2 separate regions of the Homo sapiens genome follow, and region 2 is linked to region 1. Evidence: chromatin loops called from intact Hi-C (ENCODE). Cell type or tissue: HepG2. All regions are shown on one strand. Each heading gives the region's core, and the rest is flanking DNA. Links, peaks and the distances in the headings are about the cores only. Region 1 overlaps LOC105376223 (a long non-coding RNA gene). Region 2 overlaps BSPRY (B-box and SPRY domain containing).

Region 1 (8,399 bases), core at 122-8,121:
TGGCCAAATAACAGCTCCGCCATCTGCTGTGTGACATTGGGCGGATTACTTAACTTCTCTGTGTCTCAGCTTGATCTGTTAGCAGAGATGATGATAACTGCACCTATCTCATAGGGTTATGTGGAGGATACAATGAGCGAATGTGTGCACAGCACTTAGTTTATGCCTGGACGTAGTAAGCCCGATATGCATGTTTGCCCCTATCAGTTGGCCATTTAGGATTGCTCTCCATCCCTTCCTCCCCACATCCTTTGTATATAGCTGCCTTTTCTGCCTGGATAATTTTTAGGACTTTTCCTTTTGCTTTCTAATTTGAAAATTTTGCCACCACATTGCCTGGAACGTAGGGAGTCCTTCTGATCTGCACACACAGTTCCTTTTTCAGCTCAGAAGAGTTTCTTGGTATTGCCTCTTTGACTACAATGTTTGTTTCTCTTGTTCTGAACTCTCATTAATGAACACCATTTTTCATTCACTGGTCATCTCTTCTTTCTTCCCTATTTCTTCAAAACGATCCTATTATCAATCATCATTTTAATGTATTTTTTTTCCTCTGTACTCTTCCTCCAAATCACCAATTCAATGATCTGAGGCATCAGTTAGGTCTGCTGTGACTACCACCAGGGTGGTCATTGTGCTTTTCTGGTTTCCTTGCAACCTGTCCTTGTCTCTCCCACCTACCTCCTTTTCCATCTCATCTTGTTGCTTTTTGCAGGCTTTCTGCCTTCTTGTGCTCTACTGAGGATGGCTGAAATGACCTGTGGTGGGTCATTTTGGAGGTTTGCTCACCCACCGTTTCCCTTGTGCTACAATTGTTTCATCCATAGCATCGATGTTGGTTTTTTCCTTCCTAACTCATCTGCACATGAGGCCAGATGATGGATCAGCTCTCTCTTCACTGACTGGTGAGCTTCTTCAGCCCTTCAGTGGGAGGGGAAGTTGACGTTTGCAAATAGCGGTCAAATTTCCAATTGCTAGCAAATTTCCATGTAGTAAAACTCTGCTCTTCTGTTACTTCCTCCTACCTCCATCGTCTGCGTCTCTGTATTTTGAGTGAGGTTGCCATGCACGTTGGACCAAGGTTGGGCAGAAGTTCCTTGTGAAAGCACTTCGGGCTTCTGTCTCAGTTACCCCATGTCGGTTACCTCCAAGACCCTGGCAAATGCAGGCATGACATCTAAAGAGGCTGCCCCTCCTCCCCACTCAGCCTCCTCCTTATGGTAGGAGACCCCAGAGCTTCAGTGACATCCATTTAAATTGGTAAAAACAAATAGTCACATAACATAAGCAGATAAACACCATCTTTCCTTTAATCCCCTGCAGGGCCAGCGGTTTGCTAATTCTGTTTCTCTTAGGCATAGGGTACAATGTGCCTATCCCTGCTGGCACATGTGTTCAGGGTATGGCTGCCTCCACCTCCCAGTTCTTCCCTTGGCACCAGCCTGGGGAAAGCCATAACACCAAGGGGCTCAGAACTGATGCCCTGGTCACGTGCCCCTTCAAGGTGACTCAGATCAGTGTGATGCCATCTTTCTAAACCCATCCCTACGGAAGAGTTCCTCTATTTATGGTACTGGAGTCACCTGTGACAAGGATTCTTGGCTTGGCCAAACTTTAGTCAGACTCCTGAACCTTCTCTTAGGCCCATCTGTGCACTTCCTTATGAAGTCCAGTTTTAGAAAAAGAACCCTGCTAAGTCAGTGTAACCAGAAACCCCCGTCCTTGACATCTGATCATCCTCCATATCTGATCAGGTTCCTCATCCACCACCATCCCCCAGCAGATGTCTGATCTCCCTGGCCTGCCTTCAATGACAATCCCCAGAATCCTGTTAAATAGGTTTAGCCAGAATCCCCCTCACCCTGAAGGTTTCCTCTTGGTAATTTTCCATCCACTGACCCCACCCTGCCCCTCAGCTGTAAGTCCCACCTGCCCATGCTGTCTTAGAGTTGAGTCCAATCTGTCTCCCTGTTGCAATGGTCCCTATACCTACATCAAGAGTCCTAACTAAAGTCTTTGTTACCATGCTTTTAACAAGTATCATTGAAGAGTTTCTCCTTTAACCCCTGCATGAGAACCACCTGAATCCTGAAGCCCATCCTGAAATGTGCTGAGTCACAACCTCTGGTGGGTCTGCCCAGAAGCCCTCTCTTATTTTAATGCCATATCAAGTTTGAGAACTACCCCCTAATAGGGTCTTGAAGCTCTATTTTTGGCACAGCCCACGTCTCTTGATGGAAAAAGATTTTGCTCCTAGTCTGAAGCATAGTTCTCACATTGGTCCGTTCTCCAGGCACGTAGAGGGCTGGCATTAGACTCTCCGTGTTTATTTAAGGGGGATGATTTGGGGGGAGCAGAGAGGGAAGCAGTAACCTTGGGAGCAAAGCATGGGTCATGGCCCAGGCTTTTTTTCTGCCTCTACATCCTCAGGAGACTTTTCCCTGGTAAGATTGTGCAGATACTGTGGCTTGTGTACGGCTCACAGCTTAGGCACAAACAATGGAGTTCATTAATTCTCATTTCCAGGCGCACCTTCACCACCAATCCAGGCAGGCCCCCTCCACACTTTGTTTTATTGAATTCTCTCAGTGCCCCACCCTGCCCCCACCACTTCCTACCAGCATTAGCTGTAGGAGGATGACCAACGGGAGAGATTGCTCAGGCCTGAGGGGTTTCCTGGGACATGGGACTTTCAGAGCTCAAACTGAGGAAGTCCAGTGAGGAAATCCTCTCTCACTCTCTCACCCCCTCCTTCTTTCCCTTCCTCTCTCCTTTCCTCCCTCCCTTCCTCCCTCCCACATTCATGGAGCATCCGTCTGTACTGGAGATGAGCACAGTCAGGGCTCTGCCCTCAAGGAGCTCGCTGGGCAGTGGGGCACTGGGGAGTGGGGCGCTCCAGGCACAGGAGTCAGCCCTGAGAAGTCCTGGAGGTATTGGGTGCAGCAGAGTGGGACAGAGAGGATTAACGGAGCAGTGGAGAGGTCAGGCCTGCATCCTACTCCAGGCCCCACTCATTACCCACAGCACCTAGCAAAGCCATCCACTTGTCCTAGGGTGGGGCACAAGGCTCAGGGATGACTACACGTTTCCCAGGAGCCCTGTGGATTGGGCCCGGTAGCTTAGCTGGGACAAGAACCAGGGAAAGGCTTCAGCCACTGACTGGTGCCATTTGGGAAGTGGCCACAAGGTGGTAGCAGAGGATCGGTGGCGTCACCTAGCTACAACCCCAGAGCTCTGGTGATCTGGCTGTGGCCGTAGATAGCTGAGCCAGTCTCTGTGCCAGATCCTGGGACAACGTGGTCACCACTCTGATGAATGGAGAAGGTGAGAGTCAAGGTGTCAGAAATGCATGTACGTGCATGTATGTGGGCACATGTGTAAGTATACGTATGTCCATGCATGTCGTGGTGTACGCATATGATGCCTATATATGTATTGTGTGTGTGTGTGTGTGTGTGTGTGCAATGTGTACATGTGCATGTATACATATGTGGGCATGGTATACACATGTATATTTGCTCACATGGGTGTGCTCACATGTGCACACCTATATACAGATATGCATGCCTTGTGTGCACACGTGTGTTGTGCTCATGCGTGTGAGCATTTGTGTATGTGTTGTGCATATGTATGTGTGCATGGCTTTGTATGTGTATGGGCATATGTGTGTGCATATGATTCATGCCCATGTGTAGATATGTGTGTGTGTGTCTGTGTGCACAACATGTGCATGCGTATGTGTCTGCATTGTTGGCTCCCCCATCCCGAGCCTTCCAACGGTCTGTCTCAGGGATGACAGATGACTGAGCTTCCGAGGAAGCCAAGATGACGGACATAAAGCTGCAGCTGAAGATTGTTCAGGACTCGGCCAAGCAGCTGCCCACAGCCAAAAACTATGCGTGGAAGGCCTGCCAAGCGCTAAGCCACCTGTGCGCTAAGCCAAGCACAGGGAAATGTACAGCGTGTGGAAGGTGTTGTAACCACCAGCAATACAGTATTGCTGGTGGTCAGGGAAGACCTCTGTATGAAGTGACCTTTCAGCAGAGACAGGAAGGAAGTGAGGGCTCAAGGCAGGCGGATGTGGACGGGGAGGGTCTAGGCACTCCTGGGGCAGTGCTGTGTTTGGGGCAATCAAGCAGCAGCAAGGGGTGGGTGAATGAGGGGGGAGCTGGAGAAATTAAAGTTGGGGGTGGGGGCACGTGATTCTGAAGCCCACCTGGGTCCTGGCCACCTTTGGTTTCATCTCCGCCCCCTGGCTGCCCCTCCCCTCTCACCTGGATGCCTGCAACAGCTCCCCAGCCTGGGGAAGAAGCCCGGAAGCTTCGGGTCCTGATGCAGCCTCATTTTTCCTCCTTCCAAGCCTTGGCGCCACCCTCTCCCCCGCCCCTGCCGTTCCCTTGGCTTCTTCTGCTCCCACTGAATTGTACGTCTGAATCCCACTCAACCTTCCAGGCCCACCTCACCCCTCACCTCCTCCAAGAAGCCTTTCCTGCCTTCTTGGAGGGGAAGCCTCCCACCTCACAGCCCAGTGTGGGTTGGTTCTGTCCCCACGGCTAGCCCATCAGGATTCCTGAGGATAGGGGCCCTCCACAGCACCCTCTCCTCCCCATCCTTTCCAACTCATGGGACAGGAGGCTATACAGTCATCTTGGAAGATCTGAGGGCAGGAGACTGTCCAGGATGGTCTACTTGGCTGGGCTGGGAGGAGAGTAGCACACTGGGTTTGTGGCCACCATCCCCAAGGCCCTGGATGTCAAAACTTCTAAATTTTGTCTTACAGTGTTAAAGGGCAGGCTCTGGAACCACATTGCCTGGATTGAGTCCTAGCTCCACCACTGAGCAGCTGAGTGACCTTGGGCAAGCTACCTAGCCTCTCTGTGCTTTATTTCCCCATGTGCAAAACAAGGATAATAGTAGGGCTGTTGTAGCATATATGTAAAAAGCGCTGAGTTCAGCAGCACATGGCAGAGCAAGGGCTTATAGAGTTATTAGCTACAATTGTTACTACCAGGTTCAAATCTAGCTGCATCTCTGTGATCTTGTACAAGTCAGTTAACATCTGGACCACCAAAGCCCAGCCACTGTCCCCTGGCATCTTGAGTGTGCTTGTGCACACACACACACAATGGATTTTGTTTTGTTTTGTTTGAGACGGCGTCTTGCTCTGTCGCCCAGGCTGGAGTGCAGTGGTGCGATCTTGGCTCACTGCAACCTCCACTTCCCAGGTTCAAGCAATTCTCCTGCCTCAACCTCCCGAGTAGCTAGGACTACAGGTGTGCGCCACCACACCTGGCTGATTTTTGTATTTTTAGTAGAGATGGGGTTTCACCACGTTGGCCAGGCTTGTCTCGAACTTCTAACCTCAAGTGATCTGCCCGCCTCAGCCTCCCAAAGTGCTGGGATTACAGGCATGAGCCACCGCGCCCGGCCCACACAAAACGTTTGTTCACTTGTTTACTATCTGCCTTCCCTATTGCAGACCTGAACGTAAGCTCCATGAGGCAGCGCGTTGCCGTTCATCAGCGAAGCACCAGCTCCCAACAAAGTGTCTGGCAAATAATAGGTGCTCAGTCATTATTCCACAAACAAATGAACAAATGTGGACCTTCTTCATTTGTCAAACAGGGGATGATCATTCCTCTCTCACAAGGCTACTGTTGGAAATGAACGAGATCACAGCACATGGAAGCCACACTCAGTTTTCCTCCACGAGTGGGAGAAGCATCTGGGGACGGCTATCTTGGAAGTGGACGCCAGGAGGCAGCAAAGGGCCAAGTCACTCAGGACACACTTAATCCTTGCCAAGGATTTCCAACCCGCCAGCAAGCAGGAAGAGGGAGCAGAAAAGAGACGAGGGGGGCCCTCTTGCAGCTCCTGCCAAGTGCCAGGGAGCTGTAGGCTCTCGTGGAGCAGATTGATGCACCTCACTCGTTCCTTCAGCAAGCCTTAATTGAGTCACAGAGAGGTAAACAGACAGATTCTCACTCTTGTGGAGCTCTGAGCCTAGCAAGGAGACAGTCTCTCGACACAATTAAAGGAAGCTGTCTGCGCTGAAGGCAGCAGGTCTTCAAGTTTCCTTGAGCACAGTGACCCTGTATTTTAGGCTGAGATGTGATAGCTGAGCAAGAGTTAACCAGGTGAAGAGGAAGGGAGGTGGTGAGAGCTTCAGACAGAGGGAACAGCCTGTGCAAAGGCCCCAAGGCAGGAAAAGGCAAGTTCATTTCATCTTTGGCCCAGAGACAAAAAGTGACTCTCCAAGATCACACATTGAGAAGCAGAGCCCAGCTTTCTGGCTCTCCCTCCAGGCTCCGTCCCGCATCCCTAGTTTCCCTTCCAACAAGCTTCAGCTCTGCTGTAGCAGCAGCTGGGCCGGAGGCAGAGGAATTTTGGCCCGGACACAGCCTGACCCAACTTCCCCAGAATATGAGCTCATAAGAGATTTTAATTTTGATGTCTAGACTAAGACAATGACCAAATGTCCTAGGGCGAATGAGGCTGATAAGAGCCTATATTTGGGGAAACGAGGCAGCCCTCTCTGTTATCATGTTTCAGAGTGGCCCTTGGCCAGGGCAAGGGGGCTGCGGAGGCCGGCGGAGCTAAGCATGGAGGTTTCTAACGCAGTGAGGGCATTGGCTGGGACTCAGAGATGCTTGGAAAGTTGCAGTTAAGACTGACCCTCATCTAGATGAGCATTCCAAGGAGCCTTAGCATGGGACAGGGCAACCCTGTTTTATCAGTGGGAATAGATAAGGTTATACTGGAAACAAAACAACTGCTAAATCCAAGAGGCTTCAAACCATAAAGATATATTTCTCATACAGAGTCAACTCCATGCTGGCTGGGCGTGGCCCCTGGGTACCAGGCCAGGAGGAGAGCAAGGGAAAACTTGGAGCATCTGCAATTGAATGCTTCCACCCAGTGGCCACAGCCAGCTGCGTCCATGCCCAAGGTCAAGGTGGTGGCTTGGTGCTGTCATACCGTGTGCTGGAGGAGGAAGAGGCCCAGGGACATAAAGCAAGCACGGGCGTCCATCTCCCCACCGTGGCATGAATAGAGATGCCTGGGAAGCCACAGTGGGAGCTGGATCTCATTTAGCCAGTTGTCCCAAAAAGACAAGGCCTTGGGCTGGGCAACCTACCTTGGACAGTTGTGTCATTCATGAGCAATTACTCTCTGCCCCGTGCTCCGGGGGTGTTAGGACATTTAATCCTCCCAACAACACTCTTAGGTAGATGCTGATGTTCTGCCCCATTTTACAGATGAGAAAACTGAGTCATAGAAAGGTTAGATAATCTGGCTGAGTCCACCCAGCATGTCAATGCCAGAGTGAGACATCACACCAGGCGTCCCACCTGTGAACCTGTGCCCCTAGCTGCCAAACAGGTGTTGAGAAAGACTGGGATACCCCACAAAGAAAGGCCTGGGGGCCAGGGCAGGGGTGCCAGGGGAGGTGTAGGACGCAGAGGGCTACTGACACAAGTACTTGCAGCTTTGCAGGGAGAGAAAGAGAGGGAAAAGAGGGGTCTTATGAGGAGCAGCTTCTGTGGTAAGCAAAGCTTTGAGTGGAGGTTGGGGAAAGAGGATTGTTAGGACGTTTTTCTGCCACAGGATACAAGTTCTGACTTTGTATTGTAGATTTCAGCAAAGATTATGGCTTTTCCATGCCTTTTTCTTTCACAATTATTTTCTTTTTTTTTCGAGACAGAGTTTTGCACGGTCGCCCAGGCTGGAGTGCAGTGGCATGATCTTGGCTCATTGCAACCTTCGCCTCCCAGGTTCAAGCAGTTCTCCTGCCTCAGCCTCCTGAGTAGCTGGGATTACAGGCACATACCACCCTGCCCAGCTTTTTTTTTTTTTTTTTGTATTTTTAGTAGAGATGGGGTTTCGCCATGTTGGCCAGACTGGTCTTGAACTCCTGACCTCCTGATCTGCCCGTCTTGGCCTCCCAAAGTGCTGGGATTACAGGCGTGAGCCACCATGCCCAGCCTATTTGCATTTGTGTGTGTGTGTGTGTGTGTGTGTGTGTTTTTCTAATTTGGAAGGTTTTCTAATGCACAGAATAGTTGAAAGAATACCCCTATCTGAGATCCACCATTAACATCTTACTGTATCCCCTCCATCGAGCTCTCTCTCTCTCTCTATTTCTCTTCTTCCTCCCGCTCTTTTGCCAAACCATCCAAAATTAAGCTGCAGACATCATGATACTTCACCCCCAGATACCTCTCCATCTCTCAGGACCAAGGTCATCCTCCTACGCAATCTCACACCAGTGCCACACCAGGGATAATCAGCATTGGGCAACATCACCCAACACAAAGTCCACACTCGCATTCCACCAGTTGCTCCAAAACATGCTGCTATTTATTTTTCCAATCCAGGATCCTGTCAAGTGTCATGCA
Region 2 (8,262 bases), core at 263-8,262, 300 kb after region 1:
AAAGTAAGTAGAACAAAGCCTGCTACATTATGTGTTCAATAACATTCATTCACTATTGCTCTTCTTTATCTTTTTTTTTTCTTTTCTTTTCTTTTCTTTAAGAGACACAGTCTTGCTCTGATGCCCAGGCTGAAATGCAGTGGCACAATCATAGCTCACTGCAGCTTTGAACTCCTGGGCTCAAGCGATCCTCCTGCCTCAGTCTTCCAAAGTGCTGGGATTACAGTCATGAGCAACTGCATCCAGCCCACGATTATTCTCCTGTTTATCCCACTTTAATGCCTTACCCACAGGGTGAGCCCCTGAAACCATGGTTGTACTGTGTGATCCTGGATCAAAACAGATCCTCACCCAAGATGAATCAGATTCTGATTCCTGCCTAAAAGACTCTAGTCATTCTCAACAAGTTTGTTGAGCCATTCCCAGAAAAGGAGAGCAAAGAAAAGAAAAACTTCCCTTTCCAAACACATGACAGAGAGTAGACAAACCAAAAACCCTCTCAGAATAAAGTAGAGAAATGCTGGAAAAATAGCCCAAGCATCCTTTTAAAAGTGTGGTTGTGGCTGGACACGGTGGCTCATACCTGTAATCCCAGCACTTTGGGAGGCTGAGGCAGGTGGATCACCCAAGGTCAGGAGTTTAAGACCAACCTGGCCAATAAGGTGAAACCCCGCCTCTACTAAAATACAAAAATTAGCTGGGCCTGGTGGTGGGAGCCTGTAATCCCAGTTACTCAGGAGGCTGAGGCAGGAGAATTGCTTGAAGCTGGGAGGTGGAGGCTGCAGTGAGCTGAGATCGCACCACTGCACTCCAGCCTGGGTGACAGGGCAAGACTCTGTCTCAAAAAAGAAAAAAAAAGAGGTTTTTATTTTTTGTTTTTTGAGACAGGGTCTCGCTCTGTCACCCAGGCTAGAATGCAGTGATGCAATCATAGCTCACTGCAGCCTCAAACTCCTAGGCTCAAGTGATCCTCTCACCTCACCCTCCCAAATAGTTGGGACTATAGGCCCATGCCATCATGTCTGGATAATTTTTTAATTTTTTGTAGAGATAGGGTCTTGCTATATTGCCCAAAACAGTCTCGAACTCCTGGGTTCAAGTGATCCTCCTGGCCTTGGCCTCCCAAAGTGCTGGGATTATAGGCATGAGCTACCATGCTCAGCCCAATGAATAAGCTTAATAGAGATATATATATATATATATATATATATATATATATATATATATATATATATATATATAGAACTCTACAGGCCAGGCACAGTACCGGGTCATGCTGGTAATCCAAGCAGTTTGGGAGGCCAAGGCAGCAGGATCACTTGAGCCCAGGAGTTCAAGGCTGCAGTGAGCTATGATTGCGCCACTGCATTTCAGCCTGGGCAATGGAGTGAGACTTTGTCTAAAAAAAGAGAAAGAAATAATAATGAAATTAAGACAAAGATACAAAAGAGTAGACCAAAAATACTAGAAGCTGGTTCTAAAGACTAACAGTCAAACCTGTGGCAACTTTGATCAAAACTAAGAACAACTTTATCTTAAGTAAACCCTTAAGAAAAAAGAGTTCTGTTTTCCAATCCATTGAATAAGGCTCACATAACCTTGATACCAAATCTGATGAGGACTGTACAAGAAATGAAATTCATAGACTAATCTCACTCCTGAGCATACAAGCAAAAATCCTAAAACAAAAATAAAAAATGCTTTACTGAGATTAGCAATCCAAATTCAGAAATTTTGTATTAATAATACAAGGGGATAGGAAAGGGTACATGTGGCTATAAAAGGGTAGCACAAGGAGTCCTAGTGATGGAACTGTTCTGTATTTTAATTGTGGTAGTAATCACATGAATCTATGCCTGTGATAAGATAGTTAAATAAATATACACCATTTGAGAGCAGTGATCTCTCCCACCTCCTTGGAACCCATGCTGGGACACTCTGCTCTCTTAGTTTACTTCCGTTTCATTAGCTGATTTCTTGGTCCCCGTTCGCTGGTTCCTTCTGTCTTCTCAATAGGAGGTGAAGTGCCCTAGGGCTCAGTCTTTGGACCGCTGCTCTTTCGTGTCTACACTCATTCACTTAGTGATGTCATCCTCTCCCACGGCTTTCAATACTATTTATACACTGATAAATCCCAAATTTATATCTCCAACCCAGCCCTCTCCCAACTCATATATGCAGCTACCTACTCAGCACCTTCACTTGGATGTCAAATAGGTATCTCAAACATAACATGCCCACAACAACTTAGCATGCCTGCTCTCCCCCACTCCCCTCCCTGCCTCCGCCAACCATCACTCCACATGCAGTCCTTCCCCCACCCAGTTCATGGCTGCTCCATCCTGCCAGTTGCTCAAATAAAAAAACTTCAGCATTATCCTGACACCTCCCCTCTTTCTTTCATAGCCTACATCTAGTCCATCAGCAAATCCTGTTGCCTCTTCAAAATATATGCAGAATCTAGCCACTTCTCACTAGCTTTGCCACCATTGCTTGGGTCCAGACCACACTTGTTTCCCACCTGGATTATTACAATGGCTTCCTAACTGGTCTCCCTGCTTTAACCTTTGCCGCCTATAATCACTTCTAAACATAGCAGCCAAAGTGTTTCTTTCTTTTTTTTTTGAGACAGAGTCTCGCACTGTTGCCCAGGCTGCAGTGCAGTGCGCAGTCTCAGCTCACTGCAACCTCCGCCTCCCGGGTTCAAGTGATTCTCCTGCCTCAGCCTCCCAAGTAGCTGAGAATACAGGCGCCCGCCACCATGCCCTGCTAATTTTTTTGTATTTTTAGTAGAGACGGGGTTTCACCGCGTTAGCCAGGATGGTCTGGAACTCCTGACCTCGTGATCCACCCGCCTCAGCCTCCTAAAGTGCTGGGATTACAGGCATGAGCCACTGCGCCCAGCCTCAACCTTCTTAATGAAGTCATTCCTGGTCACAGCACATGTAATTGCAACCCGTCCTATTCCCCTTTCTGTTTTATATTTCCCCATAGCACATATCACCTTCGGACATAACATAGATTTTGTTACTGTCCCTCTTCTGTGACAAGAATGTAGGCTTCATGAAAATAGGAATTTCTGTTTTGTTCACTGGAGAATGCCTAACCCATTGAACAACAGTATCTGGCACATGGTAGGTGCTCAATAAAGATTTGTTAAATAAATAACTGGTGAAATATTGGTAGCTTTCCTCTTAAAGTCAGGATTTGTCGGGCCAGGCACAGTGGCTCACGCCTGTAATCCCAGCACTTTGGGAGGCCGAGGTGGGCAGATCACCTAAGGTCAGGAGTTCAAGAACAGCCTGGCCAACATGGTGAAACTCCATCTCTACTAAAAATACAAAAAATTAGCTGGGTGTCGTGGTGGGCGCTTGTAATCCCAGCTACACGGGAGGCTGAAGCAGGAGAATCGCTCGAACCCAGGAGACGGAGGTTTCAGTGAGCCGAGATCGCGCCATTGCACTCCAGTCTGAGCAACAAGAGTGAAACTCTGTCTCAAAAAAAAAAAAAAGCCAGGATTTGCCACACTAGCTTCTATTTAACACAGTACTAAGGTCATAACCAGTGCAGTAAGACAAGAAAATAAAAAGGATAAAGAAGAAGAGGGGAAGAGGGCAGGGGAGGGAGATGGAGACCATCATGCAAAAGCAAAGCATAGATGGGCACCAAGTAGCTGCCTGGACTCCTAGCAGCTTTCTGGTTCCTGGTCTAGCCCCTTTTAGGTCCTAAGAGGACCCCTAGTGTCCTGTCAGGAAATGCCCCATTTTGCTTATACTTGTTCAACTGGGTTCTGTTCCATGCAATTAAAAGAACTCTGACTAATGTGGTACCAAGTCTGTTCCGTGTACTATAGGGAAAGGAGGGAGGGGATATGCAGAAAGAAATTCATAGGCTCTGCCCCTGATAGGCATACTTGAAAGTGATGACACAGCAGTGGTAATGAGTCCACTGAATAAAAAAATCTGCAGTGGAGGCCAGGCATGGCGGCTCACACCTGTAATCCTAGTACTTTGGAAGGCCAAGGAGGGAGGTTGGCTTAAGCCCAGGAGTTCGAGACCAGCCTGGTCAATATGGTAAAACCCCGTCTCTACTAAAAATTTACAAAGTTAGCCACTCATGGTGGCAGGCATCTGTAATCCCAGCACTTTGGGAGGCTGAGGCAGGAGAATTGCTTGAACCAGGGGTTACTGTGGGCCAAGATCACACCACTGCACTCCAGCCTGGGCAACAGAGTGAGGCCCCATCTCAAAAAGAAAAAAAATTAAAAAAAAGAATCAGCAGTGGGATGCAGCAGAAGGAGCACTAGCCTAGGAGACAGAAGATCCAGGTCACAGAACCGACTGCCAGGAGGCTATGGGGTCCTTGGACAGGTCAGTTAACCTCTTTAACCTCTATAAGGACCCATTTTCCTATTTGTAAATGGGGATGTTACTGCTATCTACTTCATAAGATTGTCACAGAGAATATTCAATGTAAAAGTCCTAGGTTATTTTATAATTCTGCAGCTGGGCAGAAAATGACCAGATGGTAGAAGAATACGACCCTTCTTGATCCCCTATGCCAAGATACCCAAGAAAGTCATTTGCTAGCAGAGTCTTTGCACCAAGTATGGTACAGGAACAAGCCCACCCTGCCCAGATGGTAAAATTGAGTCTCTGAGGGATGAGAAGCTTTGCTAGTAGCACAATGAGTCTGTGAGGTTGGTAAGGGACCCTAGACTTGCCCAAGTCCCTAAGTCTAAGGCCTTATCCTGGGAGGGGGCTGAGTAGAGAGGAAAGAAGAGGAATTACCACTGCTCTTTGATTCTTCCCCGGCAGGACGTCCGCCACATACTTGGTGATGGCAGCACTCTGTAACTGCAGCCTCTCACACTGGTCCACAATCTTGTTCTGCAACACAAACAACGCTTGTGGCATCTTGGTCCATGTACCTGAGCCATTCACTCCATCCCAGTGATTTTCTCCTGTTACCACATGTCAGCCACCCACTCCCATGGTCATAGCCCAGATCTCATCATTATCAAAAACTGTACCACCTCCTAAATCTCCATTTCAAGGATCCACACTCTCCCCACCATGCCCTATCCTTCTCACTCCCTAATTCTAGGATACCTATTCCAGCAACAGCTCAGTTGAGGCCACCAACACACTAGTGGGACTACCTTTCACTGTCCATCATCCCCTTCTGTGACCTCACCTCCGTCTTCATCCCAGAACCCCAGCCTATCATTATAATAACTTTAAAACAAATTTTTGCTCTATGAATATTCTCAGGCTATATTATTTAGAAACATTTAAGATTAGAATCATTATATGTTGCTGGTGAACTGCACATTCTCTAAGTGACTTTATCTTTAGTACTATGTTTGCCTTAAAGTCCATTTTGTCTTGTGTTTATTTTTATTTTTTTTTATTTATTTATTTTTTGAGGCAGAGTCTCACTCGGTTGCCCAGGCTGGAGTGCAGTGGTGCGATCTCGGCTCACTGCAACTTCCACCTCCCAGGTTCAAGCGATTCTCCTGCTTCAGCCTCCCAAGTAGCTGGGATTACAGGTGTGTGTCACCACACCCAGCTAATTTTTGTATTTTTAGTAGAGACAGGGTTTCACCATGTTGGCCAGGCTGGTTTCGAACTCCAGACCTCAGGTGATCTGCCCGCCCTGACCTCTCAAAGTGCTGGGATTACAGGTGTGAGCCACCGCACCCAGGCGTTTGTTTCTTTTTAAATTTATTTATGTATTTATTTTGAGATAGAGTCTTGCTTGTCGTCCAGGCTGAGTGCAGTGGCATGATCAAGACTCACTGCAGCCTTGACCTTCCAGGCTCAAGTGATCCTCCCATGTCCTTCCTGAGTAGCTAGAACTACAGGCACGTGCCACCACACCTGGCTACTTTTTGCATTTTTTGTAGAGATGGACTTTTGCCATGTTGCATAGGTTGGTCTCCAACTCCTGGGCTCAAGCAATCCTCCCGCCTCAGCCCCCCAAAGTGCTGGGATGTTACAGGTGTGAGCCACCACGCTCAGCCCGTTATAACCACTTTCTGGCGCACACACTCTTGGTCCTCCGTCATACTCAGCTGCCTGACTGTCCATACCTTCTGTTCTGTCCAGAACTGCTCTCTGCCAAGTTATCCTCATTCATTAAGCAGCACCATCAATCATTCACCTGTTACCCAGACCAAAAACCCAGGAGTTTGTCTCCAACCCCACATCAATTCCATTAGTGAGTCCTATCAACCCCATCTCCAAAGTCTCTCTCTCTCCTCTGGTCACCTCTACTCCAGTTATTCTATCCAGGTTGCCATGATCTCTCACAGGAACCACTGTTAGAACCTCTTAACTGGGTACCCTGCACCCCCAACCCCCCAGCTAGCCAGAGCCACCTTTTGTAAGGAAATCAGACCAGGTCATGCCCCTACTCAAAACCCTCCAATGGCTTTCAGTACACTCACAATGACATCAGGCTTCTTAGCTTAGCCAACCTAGCCCCACCTGATGTGACTCAGCTTATTTCTCCAACATCACTTTCTACCTCTATCCATGCTGGCCTTCTTTCTGTTCCTTAAATGTACCAAACTTGTCCTGACTTCAGTGCCTTTGCACCTGCAGTTCCGTTTCCACCAGTCTGTGTGTGTGTGTGTGTGTGTGTCTCACTCCCCAACTGCATTCAGATGTCATCTCTTCAGAGAGGTCTTCCCTGACCATCTCCCTCCTCACCCAATCTCTTACTTTGCTTTATTTTTCTCCCTTGCACTTATAACTCTCTGACTATATATTATGTGTTTGTTTACCTTTTTGGGTATCTGTCTCCCCCACCACTGGAACAGAAGCACCATAAGTCTGACTTCTCTATGTCCTAGTACCTCAAAGAGAGTTTCTGAACATAGAAGGCCCTGAATAAATATTTGTTGAATGAACGAACACCCACTGCCTTGACCACAAGAGGTTCAGCAGTTCATGGCTCTCAAAGCTATGAGCATCATCCATGAGCTCAGGGGAGTTTTAGAAATGGGAAAGCTGGCCGGGCACGGTGGCTCACACCTGTAATCCCAACACTTTGGGAGGCTGAGGTGGGCGGATCACCTGAGATCAGGAGTTCGAGACCAGCCTGGCCAACGTGGTGAAACCCCATCTCTACCAAAAAATACAAAAATTAGCCAGGCGTAGTGGCATGCGCCTGTAGTCCCAGCTACTCGGGAGGCTGAGGTGGGAGAATCTCTTGAATCTAGGAAGCAGAGGTTGCAGTGAGCTGAAATAGCACCACTGCACTCCACACTCCAGCCTGGGTGACAGAGTGAGACTGTCTCAAAAATAAATAAATATAAGTAAATAAATTTTAAAAAAAAAGGAAAGAGAAAGAAACGGGAAAGCTGAGGCCCAAAGAGAAGTGACTTCCCCAAGAAGGTATGGGCCAGGGCCCTGCTTTTGCTCTCCGTTTCTCCAGGTGATACCTAGAGCCTATCCAAGCAGCAGTCCCTCCACTGTTCCCCCTAAGAGTTCTGCCTCAGTTCCATCTGCCAAAAGGCAACTTAGCTACCTCTTCCAGGAAGCCCTTGTAAATCTTTCCACCCAGAAGTAGAAATTAGTTACATTTCATAGGTCCAAATACAAAGTTACAGAATTGAGTTGACTAGGAGGAAGCTGTGATCACCATGCACCATGGACTAAGAGCACTGAGAAGGCTTCTGAAAAACCACAGGGCAGGAATCCAGAGGTAGGAGAGCAGTAGAACTGGTGCTGGTTTTGGTAATAATCTTGCCCTAGGGTGAGATTTATTTGCTGACTGGATGGATAGAGGAAGGAATGTGCAAAAGACAGAAATCTACTCTAATTTGGTGGAAGAGAGGGTAAGACCCACCTCCCTTCAGGCAAAGGAGATAAATATGCATACGGCCTCAGAGGGGTTCAAAGAAGGTTCCCTAGGGTAGTACCGAAACTAGCACCAGGCCTGCCACCTGCCCGAGGCTTCACTCTTTCCACCACTCAAATCCAGTCCTGATAGCTACTTTTAAGGTTTCCATGACATTCTCACCCCCATTAGCATCACTTCCTCCCTCCAACCGCCGAAGCAAAGCAGCAGTTTCCTCTTGCCTAGTCAATGACTCCCTGGGTCCCACCCCTGAACATTAGGAAGCTTGGAGGAGTTACTGCCTTGTTCCGAGCCTCCAGTGCCTCATCTGTAAAATGTAGGTAGGACCCCTTCAAAGGCGTGGTCAAGACAGAATGAGATGACAGACATTTAAGTACTTTGGAGTTTGCAAAT

What was found. Peaks named below come from ENCODE experiments on the same cell type or tissue, not always from the same donor. Only the 100,000 strongest peaks of a DNase experiment are listed, where the experiment ranks them.
Region 2: it touches region 1 in a loop (7-fold over the local background); 2 of 110 quality-filtered maps call a loop at or near these places.

What each region holds. Positions count from the first base shown.
Region 1 is chr9:113,652,943-113,661,341 of GRCh38, reverse strand. All of the region lies in intron 2 of LOC105376223 (a long non-coding RNA gene), which reads right to left. Among named protein-coding and RNA genes, the nearest start is that of RGS3, 190 kb to the right of the region's middle. RefSeq lists a silencer at 3,123-3,202. In HepG2, for the core only: CTCF peaks have their summits at 3,188 (motif pointing right) and 5,757 (motif pointing right); DNase peaks (open chromatin) are centred at 3,201, 4,001 and 5,781; H3K27me3 peaks cover 1,852 bases.
Region 2 is chr9:113,350,867-113,359,128 of GRCh38, reverse strand. BSPRY (B-box and SPRY domain containing) reads right to left here. Exons shown (of 6, transcript NM_017688.3): 2 at 4,791-4,889. Among named protein-coding and RNA genes, the nearest start is that of BSPRY, 5.5 kb to the right of the region's middle. RefSeq lists a silencer at 6,564-6,613. In HepG2, for the core only: a CTCF peak has its summit at 3,728; DNase peaks (open chromatin) are centred at 3,728 and 6,908; H3K27me3 peaks cover 846 bases.